Linked DNA regions of Homo sapiens: region 1 is linked to region 2. A link is a loop called in an ENCODE intact Hi-C map of the cell type or tissue named here. Cell type or tissue: heart right ventricle. All regions are shown on one strand. Links, peaks and the distances in the headings refer to the core of each region. The heading gives the core; the rest is flanking DNA. Region 1 overlaps TMEM266 (transmembrane protein 266). Region 2 holds the start of LOC124903531 (a long non-coding RNA gene).

Evidence for each region. Hi-C counts contacts between places; a loop is a spot of excess contacts. Peaks named below come from ENCODE experiments on the same cell type or tissue, not always from the same donor. Only the 100,000 strongest peaks of a DNase experiment are listed, where the experiment ranks them.
Region 1: a loop joins it to region 2, with 4 times the contacts of the local background. A loop is called at or near these places in 83 of 110 quality-filtered maps.

The regions. Positions count from the first base shown.
Region 1 is chr15:76,061,342-76,072,913 of GRCh38, forward strand. The region is part of intron 1 of TMEM266 (transmembrane protein 266); the gene reads left to right. Among named protein-coding and RNA genes, the nearest start is that of TMEM266, 7.1 kb to the left of the region's middle. In heart right ventricle, for the core only: no CTCF peak of the experiment used is centred there; no DNase peak of the experiment used is centred there; H3K27me3 peaks cover 3,441 bases.
Region 2 is chr15:76,121,079-76,132,650 of GRCh38, forward strand. All of the region lies in intron 1 of TMEM266 (transmembrane protein 266), which reads left to right. It overlaps LOC124903531 (a long non-coding RNA gene), which reads right to left and starts at 6,787. Exons shown (of 3, transcript XR_007064723.1): 1 at 6,732-6,787. In heart right ventricle, for the core only: no CTCF peak of the experiment used is centred there; no DNase peak of the experiment used is centred there; H3K27me3 peaks cover 3,742 bases.

The sequences.
Region 1 (11,572 bases), core at 2,155-10,154, 60 kb before region 2:
TGCTATGTCCATGTTGAAGATGAACAAGCCAGGACTTAGAAAGGTTAACTAACTTGCCCAAGGTCACACAGTCAGGGACAGGGTAAGGATGCAAACTCAAGCACATGGGGATACTGGAGGTGGGGAGCCCTGAGGGGGCTTTTCCTCCAGGTGCGGCTGCTCCGTGTACCTTTTCATTAAAATCAAGCTTATGCATGAGCATGTTGGCTTGGGTCTAATTTTCCATTTCATAGATTCTGCACCAACTTTGTGGCTTTCCAGTAAGAAAAGCAGTTGTTTCAGAATGGATCAGTATGGAATTTTTTGAGGTGGCACTAAACCTATAAAAAGTGGGGTCCAAGATGTGCTTCCATTTAATTCTCACACACAAGGAGTTGAGTTTAAAAAGTTGTTTCCCTCCAGATTTAAACCCATAAAACGTATATGCATTAAGTAGAATGAATCACTCCCATTTTCCATTATCGCATCCCACCCTACCCTCCTTGCTGCCCTTCACACTATCTTCTGGTCTCACTGCCAGTCATCAGAGCAACATTGTCTATCACACTTGCCTGTGAGTGCCTTAATGGGAGGAAGGAATCCATCCGTACCAGCCGTGGCTCGTAATCCAGTCTCTCTATGATTGTAGCAATTATGCATTCAAAGTTCTTGGAATCTCTGCATTCAGCTATGGATGTGTATTTAATCATTTTTTTAAAGTGCATTATTATAATGCAGGTATTGGATTTTGTTAAACATTCCTAGCAGTTCTCATGGACTTAGAAATTGCTGTAGTTGCATCAGTGAAAATTCACCCAGTGGGGCTAATAGCTTTTCTACTCAGGTCACATAGTTGAGATAGTGGTGAGAAAGGTATAGGTGAATAGAAGGAATTATTTGGAAAGTATATCCCATGCAAATAACAGCTTTTAATTATAAATTGATGAATAATATTAAGTAGGAAATATAAGACTATCTCTTTTAATTTTATAAGCTCTGTTTTTGCCTTGGTCAATGTGATTGGTTTTAGAGCAACATGATGTTACCTTTTTCATTACACTGTTCTTTTGAAACAGTATAGCGGTTTGTACATAGTATTCTTGCCTCGTGGGAAACACTCAGTTTAGGAGGAGCACATTCCCTGGTGTTTACAGAAATGCTGAGACAGGATCTTTCTGTCTTGGGGATTTCCAGTCTATGATCAGATAAACTCAAGATGAGTCCTGATGTTACTGGGCAAGAAGCAGAAAGCAAGAGGTGTTACTTGATTTCTGGGGAGGAAATGAGTTTTCCTGTGGGGAGCATCACTATCTTCTTCAGTTGGGAATCTCATGATTGAAGAGTTTGAGAAACGGACTAGTCTGCTGTCTTCCATTCAAGCAGGATTTCATTTAATGCAGAGCTGAGAAGGCTTTATCGTGCAAAGGCCAATTCAGGAAATATAAAAGTGTTTCTGGACTACTTTTTTTTTCTCTTAAAACATATATTTAAACTGGGAAAGTCATATGGGAAACTATTAATGCTTAAGCATTATTTGTTTTTATTCCCTTCACGAGAGTTTTTGGGAGAGTGGGGGAAAAGTTTTCCAAGCTATGAAACTCACATGTCTGTGGTGACTGATTATAATGAATATTTTAGTACATTGTTGAATAAGGCACTAAAACTGGGATATTTGTTTTTCCTTGATCGACCTTGTAAGCTACTTCATTATGAAATGTGTTTTTTCTTAAAGTATTTCTTAATTTAGTATTCTTTAAAATGAGATTTTTATTCAGTTGTCGACAGTCTTGAATCACAAAAGTTCACAGATTACTTTGAAATACTTGATTTTCATCAGTCTCTGTTTCTTACTATGGCTGTCGTGTGCTGTGTCCTGTGATAGGAAGTTTCACATCTCATATTGCAGTGACCACCCTTTGTGGTCAACTGTTTATATGATAAGAAGTGGGGGAGCCCAAGGTATATGACCTAAGGGGCAGAGCCAAGATTTGAGCCCAAGTCAGCATAGCTCAAACTCTGGGCTCATTGCCTTTTGCACCCTGACTGCAAGATGAAGCACTTTCTGCCCCATAGTTCTCTGGCCTCCCATCCTATTCTGCTCCATCCACACTGGCCTCCTTGCTGTACCCCCTGCCCCAGGCCCTTAGCACTAATGGTTCTCTCCCCTGGAATACTCTTCCCACAGGTATCTTCATAGTCCCTCGCCTCATTTCAGCTTTGCTCATAGTCCAACCACTCCTTTAAAACTATCCCCACTCCCACAGCATCCTTTCCTCCTCCCTGTCTTGCTTTTATTCGTAGCACCTCCTAGCCTACTATATTAATTAGTTGTTAAGTGTATTGCCCATCTCCCCCATGGAATGAATGCTCCAAAGGGCAGGGGTTCTGTGTATTTTGTTCACTCCCCCAACTCTGGTACTGTGAAAAAAGAATCAACAAATCACTATGGTATCCTTGAATCTTTCCAGCTTCCCACACTTTTTGTTTTTGTTAGTCCTTACTGTTCTCTGTAGTGAGCAATGAAACCTCTAAAATGCAAAAGCTTTATGTGTTGTTTGGGGGAACAGCAAGAAAGTAGAGAAGAATCGGGAAAGATCTGGCTTACTCTTGAGCCGGTGTTGGGAAGAGAGGAACCTGTAAAGATGGGGAAAAAGTCACCTGAGGGTTGGGATGTGTGACGAGGCAGCAAATGGTACGTGGGGAGATGGCCTGGGATGGAGAAGAGATCTGTGTGGGTTCCCTTGTAATGGGAATGCATAATGTTTTTGAAGAACTTCCAAAGGAGACTCTGGATTCCTTCAGCCATCCATCAACTCTCCCAGTGGCCTGAGTCACTAGAAAGGAAAAGGAGCCTACGGTCATTCCTACTGGCTTTTTACACAGACAGGTGAATCCTTGCACTGCCTGCATTATTAGCCTGTTGCATTTTTTAAACATTAAATACCTGTTGGTGTCATCCCTGTTTGAGCCAGGGTCTGAGAGTTCACTGCCAAAGCACTTACCCCATGTGTCTGAGAAGCATCACAGCCTGAGATGTCTTTGGTGTAAGCAGTCCCAGGAAGGACTCCACATATATCTTTCATTCATCTATTGTTTGCAGTAGTTCTTGGGCCGTAGCAAAATCATAGGCACTTTGAGGACTGATTCATCTGCAGAACACTTTAGAATGGACTACACTGGGATGCTAAAGGGAGTTCATGGTTATGGAAAGAAGCCTGGGAGAAACTGCTCCTCAGCCACAAAGGCCTCCTCTCCTCCTCCCGGATGGCTTTAATTGCTGCCCTAGGCAGTCTGAATTACCCGCCAGGAGAGGATTTCCCCTTCAAAAAACACAGCCTCCCTAAAACTGCTTTTGATTTGTAATAGAAACTACTTAGTAGCTAGGACAGAGGCTGATAACTCCTATTCCCAGAACTCATTAAAACAAGGAATTTTAATAAGTATTTTTGCCCTTTGCAGCCCAGGTTTTTGGAAGTCCAGGCAGCTGTTCTCTAGATTTCACTGTCAAGCCGTAATGCATGCAATGCTTCAGCTTCTTTCCCTTGGCTCAAAACAGGTCTGAAGCAAGTTATTTTATCTACAATTCCCTCACACCATCCCACCCTGGTTACACAATTGCCATTTTCTCCAGCCAATACAATGCATAAGGCCAATTAACCTTCTGCCCATGACAGTTTCCTTTGAAATAGTCAAATCTTTGTACTTTACCTGAATTTGATGCAGGGCTTTTAAAAAACAATTTCTATGACAGTTACTAATTCTCCTTTAACCATGACTCCTAAAATTTGTTAGCTTTGCCCATCAAAACAAAAGAACAAGGTGAAATATATTGCAATTCCTCAACAAAGAAAAAGTTCCATTGTTTTGGGACACAGTCTCAAAAGAAAAGCTTGGAAATTTCTCTCCCATTTCTCCCTGTCTTTTAACTGTCAGTTTCTATGCAAGGCTCTATCACTGCCCTTCTTGATACCCTGCAAGGAGCTCCTGCCCCCACCCCTCTACTGAAACAGAACTCTTAAAGGTCACCGGTGATTGCCTAATATAAATCCAATGGCTGTTTCTCAGATTTCGTTCATGATGGCTCAGCAACATCTGACCCCATTGACTTCCTCTACTCTTTGAAATGCTGTCTGTCGGCAGCTCCTTCCTAGCGGTGTCCGTGTCTATCTGGTCTCTCCTCTGCTGTCATCCTTCCTGTTCTATCAAGAGGCAGTCTGAAGTGGTTAAGAGTGTGGGCTCTGCCTGTGATGTGAATCCTGGCTCTAGCACTTGCTAGAGTAGCTTTGAGTAAGTGATTTAACCCTCGTACCTCAGTGTCCTCATCGGTAAAATGGGGAGAAGAGTAGCTACGGCAGAGGATTAAATAGTATGCTTAGTAAAGGGTAAGCACCCAACAAATGCTATTTTTTTTTATCATATAACTTCCTGTGTACATGCCTGTAACTTTAGAATAAAACCCAAATGCCTCCCTCTAGCCATCAGGACCTCTAAGATCTGGCTCTCGTTTAGTTTGTTTATATCTCAGACCCTCCCCAGTGTGCGTCCACTTCTGAGGCTTTGTCCCGCGCACTCCCCACTCAACCACCCTCACCTCTTCCTATTCTGCCCCTCCTTCCCTGGCCAGAGGAGGGAAGAATGCCGAGGGGTGCCCCTGCCCAGGAGCCACCAAGCACAGCCTGCTTTGTAGCAGAAGACAGCCTCCCTTGGGCATGGAGCCTGTCTCTCTCAGACAGAGTATGAATTACTTAAGGGCACCAGCTGTGATTTATACTTTTAAAAAATATCTTCCTCAGCATTTAGCACTATAACTTTACACATAGTGGGAATTTAACTCATATCTTTTAACTGCCAAAACATTATGGTTTTACTTGGCCCTTCCAAAATCCTTTTTCCTCCTAAATTGAAACCTGTATTGATCAGTCCTGGAGCTCATGTAAGCTTGATACGGGATAATTAAGTCAACACCACAGGGAGAGTTACCCATGTCAGAACCTTCTTGGAACGAGGAGGGATATATAGAAATAATTAAAATAATGAGAGCACAGGGAATAATTTAATGCTTTTAAAAAGTAGCTTGAAATCCTACCAACCTATAAAGCTGTTAGAATTTTTAAGAAGTGTTTAGAAGTTTTTTCTATACTCTCTACTCTCAGAATAAAATGAGCTGTAAAGCTGTGAGTATCAAATCTATCAACCCTTCAGACCTTGCTATAGGCCTGCTCTGGAGCCACTGTGTTCTAGTCCTGCTTGCTTTCTCCTTCCTGCCCTGGTGAAGAGGGCATTGAAGTTGGATGAAAATCAAAGGAAGGGCTGCCTACTTAAAAAAAAAAAAAAAAATTAACCCCTTTATTGGCGTTGTGAGTTGGCCTGGCAAAGACAGCCTAAGTTTTCATCGGCATCTGCTGTGTGTGTCCCTGGGGTCATGAAGAGTGCCAGAGCTGTGCTGCCAGTATAACAGCTTCCCACCCCACAACCCTGGAAGCCACAAAGGACCATATGCTTTGCATCTTGACATTCTGTAGCAGAGTTTCTCAACTTCAACACTGTTGACACATGGGGCCAGGTGACTCTTTGTTGCAGGGGCAGTCCTGTGCATTGTAGGATATTTAGCAGCATCCGTGACCCTTACCCACTAGATGCCACCGGTACTACCGCGATTACCCCCCGTCCCCAGTGGTGACAACCAAAAATGTCTCCAGAAATTGCCAAATGTCCCCTAGGGTGCAAAGTCACCCCCATTTGAGAACCGTTCTCCATAGGATCAATACAGAAAACTCAGCATCTTTCTAGTTTGAAGAATACAGAACTTAGATAATTTGGGTCAAATGAAGATGAAGATTGGGTTATAATATACATGAAAGGTAAATTTGGGTTTGAAATTACACAGACAAGGAAAATTTAGACTCTATAAGCAGTTGTAGATTATATCATAAATAAGGAGATGTAAACAAATTACAGAAATGCAGACCATCTTCTTACTCCTGAAGGCCTCGGGTCTAGATGCAACAGCACATTCTGGGACTGTTAAAATCATCCTTGGGGCTGGGTGCGGTGGTTCACGCCTATAATCTCAGCACTTTGGGAGGCCAAGGAGGGCGGATCACCTAAGGTCAGGAGTTTGAGACCAGCCTGGCCAACATGGAGAAACCCCGTCTCTACTAAAAATACAAAAAATTAACTGGTGTGGTGGCACATGCCTGTACTCGGGAGGCTGAGGCAGGAGAATCACTTGAACCCTGGAGGCGGAGGTTGCAATGAGCCGAGATTGCGCCATTGCACTCCAGCCTGGGTGACAGAGCAAGGCTGCGTCTCAAAAAAAAAAAAAAAAAGAAAAGAAAAGAAAAGAAAAGAAAAAGTCATTCTTGGGTTTTTTTTTTTTTGGCATTGTATTTAAGAGCTTAAAGTATGCAATAACACATCCTGTGACTGTTAAAATCATCCTTGGGGTATTTTTTTGTGGGGGGCATTGTAATTTAAGTGCTCAAAGTACTTGTCGGCCTTTGACAATAAGTATATCAAACCAAAAATAATTAATATTTCTGGAGAAATCTGAAATATTTGATTATGACTGGAGGGAATTATATTTGACCTGCAAAGGGCCAGCTCTCCCCACCAGAGCCTGCTTCTGACCATAAAGCCACTCTAAGACAGCACTCGCAGGTGCTGCATAAAGTAGGACTGACAAGGTACTTTGTGCTTTGCTGAAAGGCCACAATTGCTCAGTAATCTTCATGGCTCTTAGAAAATTTAGCTGGAGACTTGTGATTTAAAACCCACCTCCAATTGACAGTCATCATTATGTTCTTTCTAAATGCAGTAGCAGAAATTGCATGCCATACCCAAAGGCTAAAAGTGACAGTTAAAATACATGCTTTCTGAAAAACTTTAAGGCCCCAACTTTGGGAGAGACCTGATTTGGCCAGAGATTACCTTTGGCTTGTTAATTGCCCTAGGGATGGGAAAGTGTTTACACAGATGATCTCCAAAATGTTCCCTACGAATAGTCTAGAAATAAGCCTTGTGTAGTTTCTCAAAAGGAGGCAAGGTAGAATTACTAATTCCATAGACTACTGTATCTTCAGTGTTCCAGACTTGTGCTAACAGGTGGAAGGAACTCCAAAGATCATATCCAATACAGTGGACTGAGTTGTTTCCCCTCCAAAAAATATATGTATATGTTGAAGCCCTAACCCCCAATGTGACTTATCAGGAGATAGGGTCTTTAGGAGATAATAAAGGATAAATGATGTCATAAGGGTCGGTCCCTAATCTGATAGTACTGTACCCTTATAAAAAGAGGAAGAAAGATACTATCTCTCTCTCCTGCTTCCATGTGAGGACACAGTGAGAAGGTGGCTGTCTGCAAGCCAGGAAGAGAGCCCTTACAGAACTTGACCATGCTGGCATCCTGATCCAGGACTTCCAGCCTTCCAGAACTGTAAGAAAATAACTTTCTGTTGTTTAAGCCACCCAATCTATGATATTCTGTTATGGCAGCCTGCACTAACTAATACATCCAGCATCCTTGTTGTACAGATGAAGAAACTGGATCCAGACAGGTAGACTTGCAAGAGGTCAAGCTACTAATGAGTGGCAGGGCTGGAACATAGTGCCTGTGCTTCGTGACTCCTAGCCCAGTGTACATTCTCCTTCCCACACTTTCTCCCGTCATATGGTCATCTTATTTATCATCTCTAGAACCTACAGCACATCACTTCTGTGAGCATCAGGGTCCTTATGCTTGCCCTGTTTATCTCAGGATTGTTGCAAGGATCAGTGACATAGCAGAAAAAAGATAGTTTAAGTTTTCAAACTACAAAATATTGTACGAACATGTCATACTGAACTCAGATTCGGCCTAGTTAGCAGGAATCTATCTGCCTCTGGAAATTGTAAGTCTAGTCAAGTAGGTAGCTCTGTGAGGTCACACTAGGCTAGGTCGACTCATGGGTGGGCTGGCTGTTGGCTTTAAGGAATAGATCAAAGGACAGAAAAAGCAGGAGGAGATAGGGCCTGGTTTGGTGATGAACCACCTCAAAGCGAGATGATTGCTCTTCTCTTTGGTTGAGTTGTAAAAGCTGAGGTTGATATGAGTTTGCATAGTAAGAGGAATGTTCCTCTTAAAGAGGATAGACTGTCAGAGCTGGAGGAGACCTTAAGAGCTCAAGGTACCAACCAGAGTCTCTGGTGTTAAGCAACAGAAACATACCCTGGTGGGCCGGGTGTGGTGGCTCACACCTGTAATCCCAGCATTTTGGGAGGCCAAGGCAGGTGGATCATCTGAGGTCAGGAGTTCGAGATCAGCCTGGTCAACATGGTGAAACCCCATCTCTACTAAATACAAAAAATTAGCGGGACATGGTGGTGCACGCCTGTAGTCACAGCTACTCGGGAGGCTGAGGCAGGAGAATTGCTTGAACCCGAGAGGTGGACTTTGCAGTGAGCCAAGATCATGCCACTGCACTCCAGCCTGGGCAGCCGAGTGAGGCTCTGTCTCAGAAAAGAAAAAAAAAAAAGAAACCTACCCTGAGAAACTTCAGCAGTAATGACAATTTATAAACTATAAGATATTGTACAACTGTAAATACCATTCTCAGCTCAACTTTTATTGAATGTATTGAATATTATACAACCTTTATTGCATTTATTGAATATTTATTGAATTTATTGAATATTATGCAACGTTTATTGCATTTATTGAATATTCCTAATATTGAAGTAGATCAGGAAGGAATGTGTTTATCTGGGAGTAAGAAAATCTGAAAAACAGTGACTTAAATAGGCGGATATCTTATTTTCCTTGTGTAATAAGTCTAGAGGCAGAAATCCAGGGCTTGTCCGGCTGCTCAGGGCTGTCATCAGAGGCTGAGGTTCTATTTAGCATTCTGTTCATAGTCATGGATGGCTGCTTCACCTCCAGGCATTTCATCTGTGTTCCAGTTAGGAAGAAGGAGGAAGGATGAAGATGAGGCATGAAAGCCTTTTTCCTTCCAGGTTTTGCCTTCATATTGGAGAAGGGACTTATTTCTTTATTTTATTCATCACAACTGTATCACATGACTACTTCTGAATGCTAAGGACTATGGAAATTCAACTGTTTTGCTTTCTGGCCTCTAGAATAGAGGGAGACAAGGAAGAAAGGAATTGAAATGGGGGCTGTGAGCCAAGCATGTTTATGACAGAAGAACATGGGCACTTCTGCAGAGTCATAAGGTCTTAGAGAGCCAGCTCAGAAAATAATGGTGGCTAGGTACAGCTCAAGTACTCTAGTACTACTACTCTAGTACTCTGGGCTACCCACTCCCAGTCAACACTGCCATACCTCTGGAACTTATTCCACCACAGCTAGACTTTTCCATTCTTATTAAGGATTCAAAGTTCTTGGCTGAGCCCAGGTCACATTTCCATGCTATAACTACATTGCAAGGGTAGGGAGAAAGACAATATGTCCCCTCCCTCTTGGGCTTCCATAATGGGGAAGAGGGGACCTTGCCAGCCACCTATCTTGATATTCCTCCAAATACAGAGGGTCCTCCAATGCTAGGCCACCAAAAATGACAAATACTTACCCTCCCACTATTTTACAGATGTGGAGCCTGAGGCCCAGAAAGAGGAAAGTGCTCAGTCAGTGCCACATAGTCATTGAAGGACAGACTCAGGAGTTTGTCTTATCCTGACACACCCAGTCTGGTTTGTCCCGGGGAAGAAGCAACTTTCAGAGTCTTTTCCTTAGGCTCCTTGACGTTCTATATGATAAAGGGGGTTGTCTTGGGAGGCAGCCACTCCTTTCTGCAGAAGTTCCTGGGTAGATCCCTTGCTACCCCAGGAACTTCCAGCAGCTGCTTCCTCTTTGTGTAGTGCCAAGGCTTTACAAAATTAAGAAGTACCTCCTCCCTGCAGACAACATTCAGGATTCCTGTCATGGGATGTCGAATGGGATATTTTGTGAAGATGCTAGGTGGTAAGTATTCCCACCTTCTGCAGAGGAACAGCTAGGCACAACCCCACAAGATCTATAGACAGACTGGTGAACTGTTCTGGCCACCATTACCCACCTACAGCCTGTGTGAAGGAAAGATGAGGCATTCAAGGAGAGTTGAGTCACTGGGCAGTGTGAGGGAAAGTACGATCATTTGTCCCTACTTCTCCCAGTGTGGGTGGGAGAGGGCTGTTTCTTCCCAGCCAAGAGTGAGGGCTCCAAGAGCACCTCTCCATTTGGTGCCCCTAACTCACACCCTATGGAGATTCTCATAAGGCCTCTTGAGAAACCATAGCTGCATCCCATGGAACATTCAGCATTTGGACACTTGCAACCCAGAGAATGCTGTCAGCCAAGGGAGAGCTGCAACCAAGTGTGAAGACTTTTGCCCCTTTACTCTACTCTTTGGTTCCCACCAGCCCCACCCCAGACCCCTCACTGACCCCAGAAAGCAAGAAGCAGTGGGGGACAGAGAGGAGGAGAGAAAGTGCAGGCTTCCCCCGCTTCCCTGCTGCAAGACCTAGAGCTGTGCTCAGTCTTACCCAGGGCAGGGGGAGGAGCTTTGAACTGGGTGTCAAGTTAAAGATTTGATTTAGACCAGATTCGGCATTTTTTTTTTTTAAACACCTGAAAATTAACCTTAATTGAGGTTCTTGAAATTATGAGTAACCAGAAAGCTATGAAGTCTGTCAAAGTTATCATCAAGGGGCAGGGAAGAGAGAGCCAGCAGGGCCGGTTTGAAGACAAAGTTTGGAGAGAAATAAACGTATTTCCAGTTGTAACCACATTCAGATGGTTATTAGTTACTCTCCTTTTCCAAAGATGACATTCCAAGTTTTGAAAAGAAGCACTGGACCGGCCGGGTGCGGTGGCTCATACCTGTAATCCCAGCACTTTGGGAGGCCGAGGTAGGCGGATCACCTGAGGTCAGGAGTTCGAGACCAGCCTGACCAACATGGAAAAACCCCGTCTCTACTAAAAATATAAAATTAGCAGGGTGTGGTGGTGCATGCCTGTAATCCCAGCTATTTGGGAGGCTGAGGCAGGAGAATCTCTTGAACCTGGGAGGTGGAGGTTGCGGTGAGCCGAGATTGCGCCATTGCACTGCAGCCTGGGCAACAAGAGCGAAAAACTCTGTCAAAAAAAAAAAAAAAAAAAAAAGAAGCAGCACTGGACTAAGGCCTCAGGACTTCCTGAGTCTAGTCCCAGCTTTTTCACAAACTAGGAGTGAGCCTCTGGACAAGTCGCTTCACTTTTCTGGGTCCTGGCATCCTCTCCTGTCCAATGATGGGATTGGGCTCTGTGGTTTAGGTATTCCAGAATAATTTCTCTACTTTTTTTTTCTTTCTTTTTTTTTGAGATGGAGTCTTGCTCTGTCACCAGGCTGGAGTGCAGTGGCATGATCTCGGCTTACTGCAAGCTCTGCCTCCCGGGTTCAAGCTATTCTCCTGCCTCAGCCTCCTGGGTAGCTGGGATTACATGTGCACACCACCATGCCCAGCTAATTTTTGTATTTTTAATAAAGACAGGGTTTCACCATGTTGGCCAGGCTGGTCTCAAACTTCTGACCTTGTGATCCACCTGCCTTAGCCTCCCAAAGTGCTGGGATTACAG
Region 2 (11,572 bases), core at 2,168-10,167:
ACAAACCCACAAATATCAGCCTATAAATAAGAGTATATGCTTGCTTAATTCTGAGCAAGGATTTCTATGCCTGGGTATTGACATAGGGACCTCAAGAGAGGATGGAGCAGGGAAGTTGAAAGATTAAGGTGGAAGCTGCAGAGAGGTTTAACTTTTATGTATTTATATATAATACAAAGATATATATACCAATATATGTGATGTAAAATGTATTATTTTATGTGTTGCAGTGGACAATTGTCTATAATGTATCAGTGCTCTATTGCCACAATAATCTCATACAACAAACCACCCTAAAAACTTGGTGGGCTTAACAAAACAAGCCTTTCTTGGTGTTCTTTTTTTTTTATTTCTTTGAGATGGAGTCTCACTCTGTCACCCAGGCTGGAGTGCAGTGGTACGATATCAGCTCACTGCAACCTCTGCCTCCCAGGTTCAAGTGATTCTCCTGCCTCAGCCTCCTGAGTAGCTGGGACTACAGGCACTCACCACCATGCCCAGATAATTTTTGTATTTTTAGTAGAGGTGGGGTTTCACCATGTTGGTCAGGCTGGTCTCAAACTCCTGACCTTAAGTGATCCGCCTGCCTCGGCCTCCCAAAGTGCTGGGATTACAGGCATGAGCCACCACACCCGGCCAAAACAAACCTTTAACAGGTGGCTGAAGCAAGGAAGGAGATTGTGCCTGCCAGCGTGAGGAATCATTAGTTAATCATTAGTTACAGAAGTTTACAGCTCACAAAACACTCCTTGATAGTCTTTCACTATTCTCACTTCTTTGATGTAAATGTCTATCTATGCATCTGTCTCTACTACTACCCCATGAGTTTTTGAGTGCTGTGATCATGTCTCATTTATCTTGATAACCTCAATGTTTAGTATAGTTCCTGGAACATAGAAGATGCTAATAAGTGACTGAAGAATGAATTGAGAAACAAACCAAAAAGCCCTTTATTTAGATCATGAGTCTGTGGGTCAGTGATTTAGGCTAGGCACAGCTGGGTGGCTCTTTTGGTCTTGGCTTAGCCTCTCTCACACATGCCTGGAGGGCAGCTGTTGGCTGGCCTTAGTTGAGGTGACTGGGGCAATGACCATCCTCTAGCAGGCCAGCCTGAGTATGCTGTCATGATGATGGGAAAGGTGCAAGAGAGGGCAGGCCCAATCATGTGAGAGCTTTCATGTTTGCTTACCATCTATTTGGACAAAGCAAGTGGATTTGCTTGGTCAACCAAATGGCCAAGGCCAACCACCAGGTAAAAGGGTAATGAAAAATTACATGACAAACAGGGCATTGATACAATGCAGGTAAAAAATGGGATCTTTTTTTTACAATCTTACCATATGTAGTATGAAAAGTATTGAAGAAAGAGGACTTTTTCCCTCCATTTACCAAAGAATAGTTACTTGCCTGGTGCCATGTAGTATTCACTGGCAAAGTTAATTATATCCGGGTTCCTAACATATTTTAGTTAATAGCATGTAAAGCAAAAGATTAATTTGGAAATTTGCAAAGTGTTTGAAAGGTGGCATTTATACTTAAGATTTGCTTGATTGAAGGAGGGTTAGAGATACTGGGACAGCCGCTGCAGCCCTAGCTCATTGTTGGTGGTTCTCAAAATCATAGATATTTTAGTTCTCCAGAAACTCTGCAGAATTCTGGAGGGAAAATGACATCAGGCTGGGGCTGAGGATTGCTTGCTGGGTGGTATTATTTTCAGCCTAGGCCAGCTAGGGGCGAGGAGCAAGTGGATCCTTTGTCTCAGTGGGGTCACTTACAGAAGTGTTTGTTAGGGAAGCTCTAAAGTGGAAAAAAGATATTGAGGGGAAGGGAAGAATTACGATAATTGTCCTTTTGGCTTTCTGAAAAGAGTAACTGAGTAATGATGGATGGTTTGATTTTGTGTAACCTTATTTTGTGTTTCCCATGCTGCATGAGACCAGTAGTAATTGACAGACTACATCACTAAGTAAGTGAAAAAGAGCAAACAATAGAAAGTTAAAGGGGTCCACAAGAGACCTTGGCTCACCTAGAGATGAAAGCCACTGTGGGCTCTCTGCCCATTCATTTAGCAGATTTGCAGCTAATAATTTTGCAATAGACTGGAGATTGGAGTGGGAGAATGCTCAGGTGTGTGATTGATTTTCTTCATTTTAGCTCCTTGTTAATGGAGTAAAATATTAGGGGGTCAAGGTAACAACAAGGAGGACCAGCATCTGTTGTACAGAAACCTTTCTCATCAAGCACAAGAAATACAACCTTCTCCTCCTGAGGGTGTGGAACATGATGTCCATGAAACATGCCAGAGCTCAGTGGCTTCCCCCTAGGAGCAGATTCTAAAGCAGGCTTTATGATGTTAGAACTGAACCTCACATGCATGCAATGCTATCTCCACGTAAAAGAACCCCAAGGTTTTGTGAGAGCACATGCTGCCAGCCACTCACCAACATTTGGCCAGTCTTGTTTAGGGACCCAGAAAGCTTATCTCAGCTGAGCCTCAGAACCACATCAGAAGTGTCCAAACCTGGTCTAGCATACAATTAGTTACCTATGCCATAGTCCCTCCCTGCTTCTTCCTTGCTAAGACAACCGAGATTATGTTTATGGAAACAATATGCCTATCCCCAAGGGATGAATCTTTTTTTTTTTGAGATGGAGTCTTGCTCTGTCGCCCAGGCTGGAGTGCAGTGGCGTGATCTTGGCTCACTGCCACTGCAACCTCCACCTCCTGGTTTCAAGTGAGTCTCCTGTCTCAGCCTCCTGAGTAGCTGGGATTACAGGTGTGTGCCACCATGCCTGACTAATTTTTGTATTTTTAGTAGAGACGGGGTTTCGCCATGTCGGCCAGGCTGGTCTCAAACTCCTAACCTCAGGTGATCTGCCCACCTCAGCCTCCCAAAGTGGTGGGATTACAGGCGTGAGCCACCGTGTCCGGTCCCAAGGGATGAATCTTGACTGGACTAGGTTCACATAGCACCCCTAACTCCCTTGGCCAGCTGCCTATTGGCCCAGGCTCCTTTGCAGCCCTGTCCTAGCTCTGCCCAGGGAGACATCAGGAAATGTTGTCTGGAGAGCTTAGAAAGATGCCTCCTGAATAAAAGATCAAAGCCTTGTAAAGAGAAAGCCTTTGATTCTTTCTTCTCGTTTGGGAGTCGGTGTGAGGATGTGCAAGCTGGAGCTGTAGCAGCCATTCTGCAACCACAGGGAAACAAGCATAAGGAATCTATCACACACAAGACAGGGGCATGGAAGGATGAGAAGAGCTTGGGTTCTCTGTACACTGAAAACTAGAAAACATTGTTGAAAGAAATTGTAGAATGCACAAATAAGTAGAACGATATCCTATGTTCATAGATTGGAATAATTCATATTATTGAAATGTCCATACTGCCCAAAGCAATCTATAGGTTCAATACAATTCCTATCAAAATTCCAATAGTGAGTTGGGTGCAGTGTCTTGAACCTGTAATCCAGGCTATTTGGGAGTCTTAGGCAGGAGAATTGCTTGAGCCCAGGGGTTCCAGACCAGCCTAGGCAACATAGCAAGACCCCCAACTCTAAAAAAAATTCAAAATTATCCAAGCATAATAGTGCGTGCCTGTTGTCCCAGCTACTCTGAAGGCTGAGGTAGAAGGATGACTTGAGCCCACGTGTTTCAGGCTACAGTGAGCTATGATTGTGCTGCTGTACTCCAGCCTTGATGATGGAGTGAGACTCTCTCTAAACAAACAAAAATTCCAATGGCACTTTTCACAGAAAAAAAAAAATTCCTAAAATTTGTATGGAACCACAAAAGACCCCAGATAGCTAAAGCAACTTTGAGCAAGAAGAAAAAAAGCCAGAGGCAGCACACTTTCTGATTTAAGCTATATTACAAAGCTATTGTAATCAAAACCACATGGTCCTGGCATAAAAACAGGCTGACCAATGGAACAGAACAAAGAGCCCAGAAATAAACCCATGCCTTTATGGTCAACTAATTGGACAAAAGTGCCAAAAATACACAATGGGAAAAGGATAGTCTCTTCAATAGAAAAACTGGGAAAACTGGATATTTACATTAAAAAAGTAATCTGAACGCTTATCTTGCACCATACATAAAAATCAAAACCCTAGAGGAAAACATATGGTGAAAGCTGCTTGACATTGGTCTTGGCATTGATATTTTGGAGGCAAAACCTCAGGCAACAAAAGCAAAAATAAACAAGCAGGAATGACGTCAAATAAAAAAGTTTCTGCACATCAAAGGAAACAACAAAATGAAAAGGCAACCTACTGAATGGGAGGAAGTATGTTTTAGCAATATATCTGATAAGCAGTTATCAGATAAGGAGTTAAAATCCAATATATATAAGAAACCCATACAACTCAATATATAATATATAAGGAACCCATACAACTCAATATATAATATATAAGGAACCCATATAACTCAATATATAATATATAAGGAACCTATACAACTCAATAGCCCTGTTAAAAAAAAATGGGGCTGGGCATGGTGGCTCACGCCTGTAATCCCAGCACTTTGGGAGGCCCAGGTGGGCAGATCACCTGAGGTCAGGAGTTCAAGACGAGCCTGGCCAACATGGCGAAACCCCATCTCTACTAAAAATACAAAAATTAGCCAGGCCTGGTGGCACATGCCTGTAATCCCAGCTACCCGGGAGGCTGAGGCAGGAGAATTGCTGGAACCCGGGAGGCAGAGGCTGCAGTGAGCTGAGATGGCACCACTGCACTCCAACCTGGGTGACAGAATGAGACTCCATGTAAAAAAAAAAAAAAAAAAGGCAGTGGGGGGGATGGGGATGGCAAAGGTCCTGAATAAACATTTCTCCAAAGGAGACACACGAATGGCCAACAGGTTTATGAAAAGGTGCTTAACATCACCAATCATCAGGGGAATGCAAATCCAAACCACAGTGAGATATCACCTCACACCTTTTAGGATGACTATTATAAAAAAGTCAAAAGTCAAAAGATAACAAGTGTTGGCAAAGATGTGGAAAACAGAGAACCTTGTGTATTGTGGTAGGAATGTAAATTGGTACAGCCAGTATGGAAAACAGTATGGATGCTCCTCAAAAAACTCAAAATAGAACTACCGTATGATCCAGCAATCCCACTGCTGAGTGGGATTTCCTTTCCTTTCAAAGGAAAGGAAATCACTATCTTGAAGAGATATCTGCACTCTTACATTTATTGCAGCACTATTCACAATGTCCAAGATTTGGAAGCAACCTAAGTGTCCATCAATAGACAAATATGTGTGTGTACACACACACACACACCCACAGACATATATATATATATATATATATATATAGTGGAATATTATTCAGCCTTTAAAAAGAGCTCAATAATATTGCCACTTGCAACAAGATGGATGTACCTTGAGAATATTATGCTAAGCCAGTCACAGAAAGACAAATACTGCACGATCTCACTTATAGTTAGAATTTTTTTTTTTTTTTTAGACGGAGTCTCACTCTGTCGCCCAGGCTGGAGTGCAGTGGCATGATCTCGGCTCACTGCATCCTCCGCCTCCCGAGTTCAAGCAATTCTCCTGCCTCAGCCTCCTGAGTAGCTGGGATTACAGGCGCCCACCATGCCCGGCTAATTTTTGTATTTTTAGTAGAGATGGGGTTTCACCATGTTGGCCAGGCTGGTCTCGACCTCCTGACCTCAGGTAGTCCACCTGCCTGGGCCTCCCAAAGTGCTGGGATTACAGGCGTGAGCCACTGTGCCCAGCCTATATGTAGAATCTTTTTTTTAAAAGAAAAGTTGAACTCATAGTAACAAGAGAGTAGAATGATAGTTACCAGGGGTTGCGGGGGGCAGGTGGTGAGGGAGAAGAGGAGATATTGGTCAAAGGGTATAAATCTTCAGTTATAAAATGAATACATGCTGGAGACCTAATATATTAGGTCTGTGACTAATAATGGTTAATAATAACCACCATAGTGACTAATAATGGTCAATAACAACATATTGTATGCTTAAATTTGCTGAGAGGAAATCTCCAGTATTCTCATTACTACCAAACAAAAAAGGTAATTATATGATGTGATCGGTATGTTAATTACCTTGATTGTGGTAATCATTTCACAATGTATACATATATCAAAACATTACAGTTTATGTCTCAAATATATACAATTTTATTTGTCAGTCATACCTCAGCTATGCGGGGGAAAAAAGAGCTTGGGTGCCACTTCTCCAGTTCTGGAATCATCTACCTCTAGTCCTTTTTTTTTTTTTTTTAATTTAAGACAGTGCCTTGGTCTGTTGCCCAGGCTGGAGTGCAGTGGCTCAATCATAGCTCACTGCAGCCTCAAACTCCCGGTCTCAAGCAATTCTCCCACTTGAACCTCCAGAGCAGCTGAGACTATAGGTGCAAGCCACCACACCCAGCTAATTTTTGTATTTTTAGTAGAGATGAGGTTTGCCATGTTGGCCAAGCTGGCCTCTTACTCCTGATATCAAGTGATCCACCCACCTCAGCCTCCCAAAGTGCTGGGATAACAGGCATGATCCACCACACCTGGCCTGAAGTCTTCATTGCCTAAGTCACTGCTAGGTATACTGTTGTTTGCAAACAAAAGTATTTCTAACTGATACACCCTATCTCTGGTTCTTCAGCTTGGTCAGCATAGCTTCTGCTAATTCCAACACAGTAGCTTTGCAACCATTTAACTTCATTTGCAAAATAGGGATAAAAATAACTACTTTACCTTGAGCAAACTTTCTGATTCAGTAGATCAGAGTGTGGTCGGTGGGTCAGCAGATCAGTATCCTCTGGGAATTTGTTAGAAATGTACATTTTCGAACACTCCAGACATACTAAATTAGAAATTTCATGGGCGGAGCCAGCAAGCTGGGTTTTAATAAGCCCTTTAGGTGATTATTCTGGTACATGAGAACGTTTGAGAACCACTGATACAGAGGGTCAAGTGGAATGGCTGCATGTCAGAAACACCTGGGAAACTTAAAGAGCTTCTCAAACTTCACCTGCAGAGTTCTGATTTAGCATTTCTGCAGTGCACCTATGAGTTTCTGTTTCCCCAAAGATCCCCAGGTGATTCAGAGTAAAACCAGGCATGGGAAACGCTGAAATGGGTATGAAAGCAGGTCATGTGTGCCATGGGGCTGTCACTCAAGTAAGAGGTGATGAACAGACCTGGGGTCCTCTGGGGACAGGTGAGTTGAATTCTGCCTTTTTTTAGGGGACTGACTACTTGATCTTAGCAGCCTTTTTCAGCCCTAAAATTCCAAGGATATTAGCTTAGGAAGGTTGAACTTGGCAGATCTCGCTGGAACACATATATGGGTAAATACATAGACTCATGACCAACAAGTGGAAGAGACTGGAATTTGACTAAAGTCTTAAAAGCAGCCTTCCCACCCACCCAGTAAATCCAAAACAGGTTTTATCTTCCACTTTTACCAGGTTTATGGAATAGCAGGTTGGCACTTCGGATGTTCATTTTTAGAGTGCTAGACTATGCCTGCTTCGTGCTAGGCTTGTGTTTTGAGGGTTATTTTGTTTGGGAAATATTATTTTTAAATAACAAACAGGCTCAGCATTCCCATCGTCATAGGGAATTTTGCCTTCTAAAATGTGCTGCTTGTTAAGGATTAAAACCTCCAGCTGAAGCCACCTGCTTATTGTCCATCTAAATATGATTTTACCATCTTTTCCTCCCTCATCTTTGCCCTTGTACCAGAGAGGCCAGTCGTTTCTTCCCCTCTCCCATATCTCCTTTCCAGGAAACTGCTGCCACTTTTTCAGGGAATCTGCTCCTCCGCTCAACCCATGCTGAGTGAATGAATGAATCCCTGGAGCTGCTTAAACAACCATAAGCACCTCACTGATCATTTTGGAAGATACCAAGATGCTAATTCATTATTTTGAAAACAAATAAAGGGGCGAAAGTTAAGCATTTTCCTTCTTTGCTTATATAAACCATACCTTAGGCTAATCCATTAACTGAGGAGGGAAAGTCTGAATAGAAGCTGACCAATGAAAAAGGGACAACAAAATTAAAATATCACCATTTTTGCAAACCTTAATGAATTAATTGATATAGGAAGCAATTATCAATGGCTGTTAGTATAATAAAAAGAGGGACAAGAAGACAATATGTGTCTCCTACTGAAGTTATGGCACCACCTATGAAATCTTGCAAAAAAATTGAACCTGAATCTGATTAAAATCTATAAACTAATTAAAATGTATAGGAAACATAGGGGACAGAGAAACATGTTAGAAAACTGCTAAGGAGGCCAGGTGCATTGGCTCACACCTGTAATCCCAGCACTTTGGGAGGCTGAGGCAGGCGGATCACCTGAGTTAGGGGGTTCGAGACTAGCCTGGCCAACATGGAGAAGCCCCATCTCTACTAAAAATACAAAATTAGCCGGGCGTGGTGGTACATGCCTGTAATCCCAGCTACTCAGGAGGCTGAGGCAGGAGAATAACTTGAACCCGGGAGGTGGAGGTTGCAGTGAGCCAAGAATCACACCATTGCACTCCAGCCTGGGCAACAAGAGTGAAACTCCATCTCAAAACAAATAAATAAACAAAAAACAAAACAAAAAAAACTGCTAAGGAAATATAATCACCATAATCCAGACTGTGGGAAACTTTGTCAGACAAATGACTCAGTTTTTCCAATTAATTGCAAGGTGAAAAATGAGGTAGAGGAAGGGGAAACCTGTAGATTTAATGAGACCTAAGAGTCATATTAATCATAATGTGTGGCCTCTTTGGCTCCTGATTCAACAAACCTTAAAAAAATATATACAGGACAAATGGGGGAAATGTAAACAATGCCTGGATATTTAATGATATAAAGAAAATCCTGGCCAGGCATGGTGGCTCACTCCCGTGATTTTAACACTTTGGGAGGCCAAGGCGGGAAGATTGCTTGAGCCTAGGAGTTCGAGACCAGCCTGGGCAACATACTGAGACCTCCTCTCTACAAAAAATACAAAAGGTAGCCGGGTGTGGTGGCTTGTGCTTTTCAGCTACTCTGGGGGCTGATGGTGGGGGGATCACTTTTAGCCCAGGAGTTCAAGGCTGTAGTGAGTTTCCGTTGTATCACTGCACTCCAGTCTGGCCAACAGAGTGAGACCCTGTCAAAAAAAAAAAAAAAAAAAAAAAAAAAAAAAAAAAACCGCCGGGTGCAGTGTCTCATGCCTGTAATTCCAGCACTTTGGGAGGCCGAGGCGGTTGGCTCACTTGAGGTTGGGAGTTTAAGACCAGCCTGGCCAACATGGTGAAACCCCGTCTCTACTAATAATATAAAAAAAATTAGCTGGGCATGGCGGCACACGCCTGTAATCCCAGCTACTTGGGAGGCTGAGGCAAAAGAATTGCTTGAACTGGGATGTAGGGGTTGCAGTGAGCCAAGATCGCGCCAGCGCACTCCAGCCTGGGTGACAGTGAAACTGTGTCTCAAAGAAGAGATTGTTGACTTGGGGATGATGATAGTTTTGTGATTACTTCTTTTAAAAGGAATCCTTCTCCTCGTTATCCTTAGAACTACATATTGAAATACAGGTGAATGAAACGGCATCTAGGATTTATTCCAAAACAGTCATGAGTGGTGGAGACAGGCAGGGATACAGAGAAAAGATTGCCCATGAGTTAATAACGTTGACGTTGGGTGGTGGGGAATTAGAGGTCCATGATACAATTCTCTACAATTGTATATATTTGAAATTTTCCTTCCTAAAAAGTTAAATTAAAAAAAATTTTTCATAATCTTTACTTCTTTTTTGTATATGTTTTATATTGGCTGTATTAATGTGGTAATTAATGTTTATTATTTATAAATACAGATTTGTGAATTTTTACTTGTTCTCCACTACTAGAAATGTGCAAAAAGTTTGGAGTTTTGTATTTTTTAAATTTGCCTGCCCAGAGAGACAGGAAGGTCCATGAAAGTAATGACCTTCCCATTATATCCCCCACAGGGCTAATACCTTGTGTAGCATGTAAAATACTAATTTGGGGCTAGGCATGGTGTCTCATGCCTGTAATCCCAGCACTTTGTGAGGCTGAGGTGGGTGGATTACCTGAGATCAGGAGTTCGAGACCAACCTGGCCAACATGGTGAAACCTAAAAACACAAAAATTAGCCAGGCGTGGTGGCAGGCACCTGTAATCCCAGCTACTTGGGAGGCTGAGGCAGGAGAATTGCATGAACCCAGGAGGCGGAGGTTGCAGTGAGCTGAGATCACGCCTCTGCTCACTGCTCTCTAGCCTGGGCAACAAGAGCGAAACTCTGTCTCAAACAAACAAACAAACCTCATTTGGAAATACAACTTGTTGTTAAAACACCATTCTGGAAAGAAGGCTTGCTCACCTGGCTTCCCATTTATGGATATCTCAATTCTGACTTCATTGTCAGTTGGGTTTAGACATTCTATGTGATCAATCTTAGTCTCAGAAGACTTTATTAACTTGAGGTTTTATAAAGAGAACATAAAAAGATTGATACTGATTAAATCTGTTATGGAATTTTATAAGACTTAGTATAAAATGGATATGAAATCCCAAATACTATAGAGGACAGTTCTGTTTTTCATGCTTAGACCCTCCTTACTAAGGAATACTAAGGGAAGGTGAAGCCCTTGGTAAGATGTGGTTACAAAACATCTGTCCATTTCTCCTTGGTGTTGGCTCTGAGCCTTTGTCCCTTGCTTCTATTGCCCCACAAACATCTGGTGTGGATATGATTGGTGGCTTCCTCCTTGGCTGCCCTTCTGCTTTTAGAGAGCTCTCTGTCTCTGTTAATTCCAGTTGCTCTAAGTTCAGACTTTCCCAGGATTTCCTTAAGTTTCTTTAACTTGAGCACTCTCTTTTCTTAATTACACATTGCTTAAAGGAACTTCCTCGCTCCTTTAAGAACCTGGGTTCTGAGTTATTTTGTCTGCATATCTTCTGCTGGGTTGCCCTGTCTCCCAGAAGACTTCTAGATGGTACTGTAGCACTGGTTGATAGAAAAGTATATGCTGTTTACCAATCCAATTTTTTTTTTTTTGAGATGGAGTCTCGCTCTGTCGCCTAGGCTGGAGTGCAGTGGCGTGATCTCGGCTCACTGCAGGCTCCACCTCTTGGGTTCCAGCAATTCTCCTGCCTCAGCCTCCTGAGTAGCTGGGACTACAGGCGTCTGCCCCCATGCCTGGCTAATATTTTTGTATTTTCAGTAGAGACAGGGCTTCACCGTGTTAGCCAGGATGGTCTTGATCTCCTGACCTCATGATCCACCCGCCTCAGCCTCCCAAAGTCCTGGGATTATAGGCGTGAACCACCGCGCCTGGCCTACCAATCCAGTTTTTAAGAGTATATTCAGCCATCTAAATGTGTTGGAATATACTCAGGTTCAACAGACTATGCCCTTTTAATTTATAAAAAAATAATTATTATGGGCGGGGCACAGTGGCTCATGCCTGTAATCCCAGCACTTTGGGAGGCCGAGGCGGGCGGATCACTTGAGGTAAGGAGGTCAAGACCAGCCTGGCCAACATGGTGAAACCCCATCTCTATTAAAAACACAAAAATTAG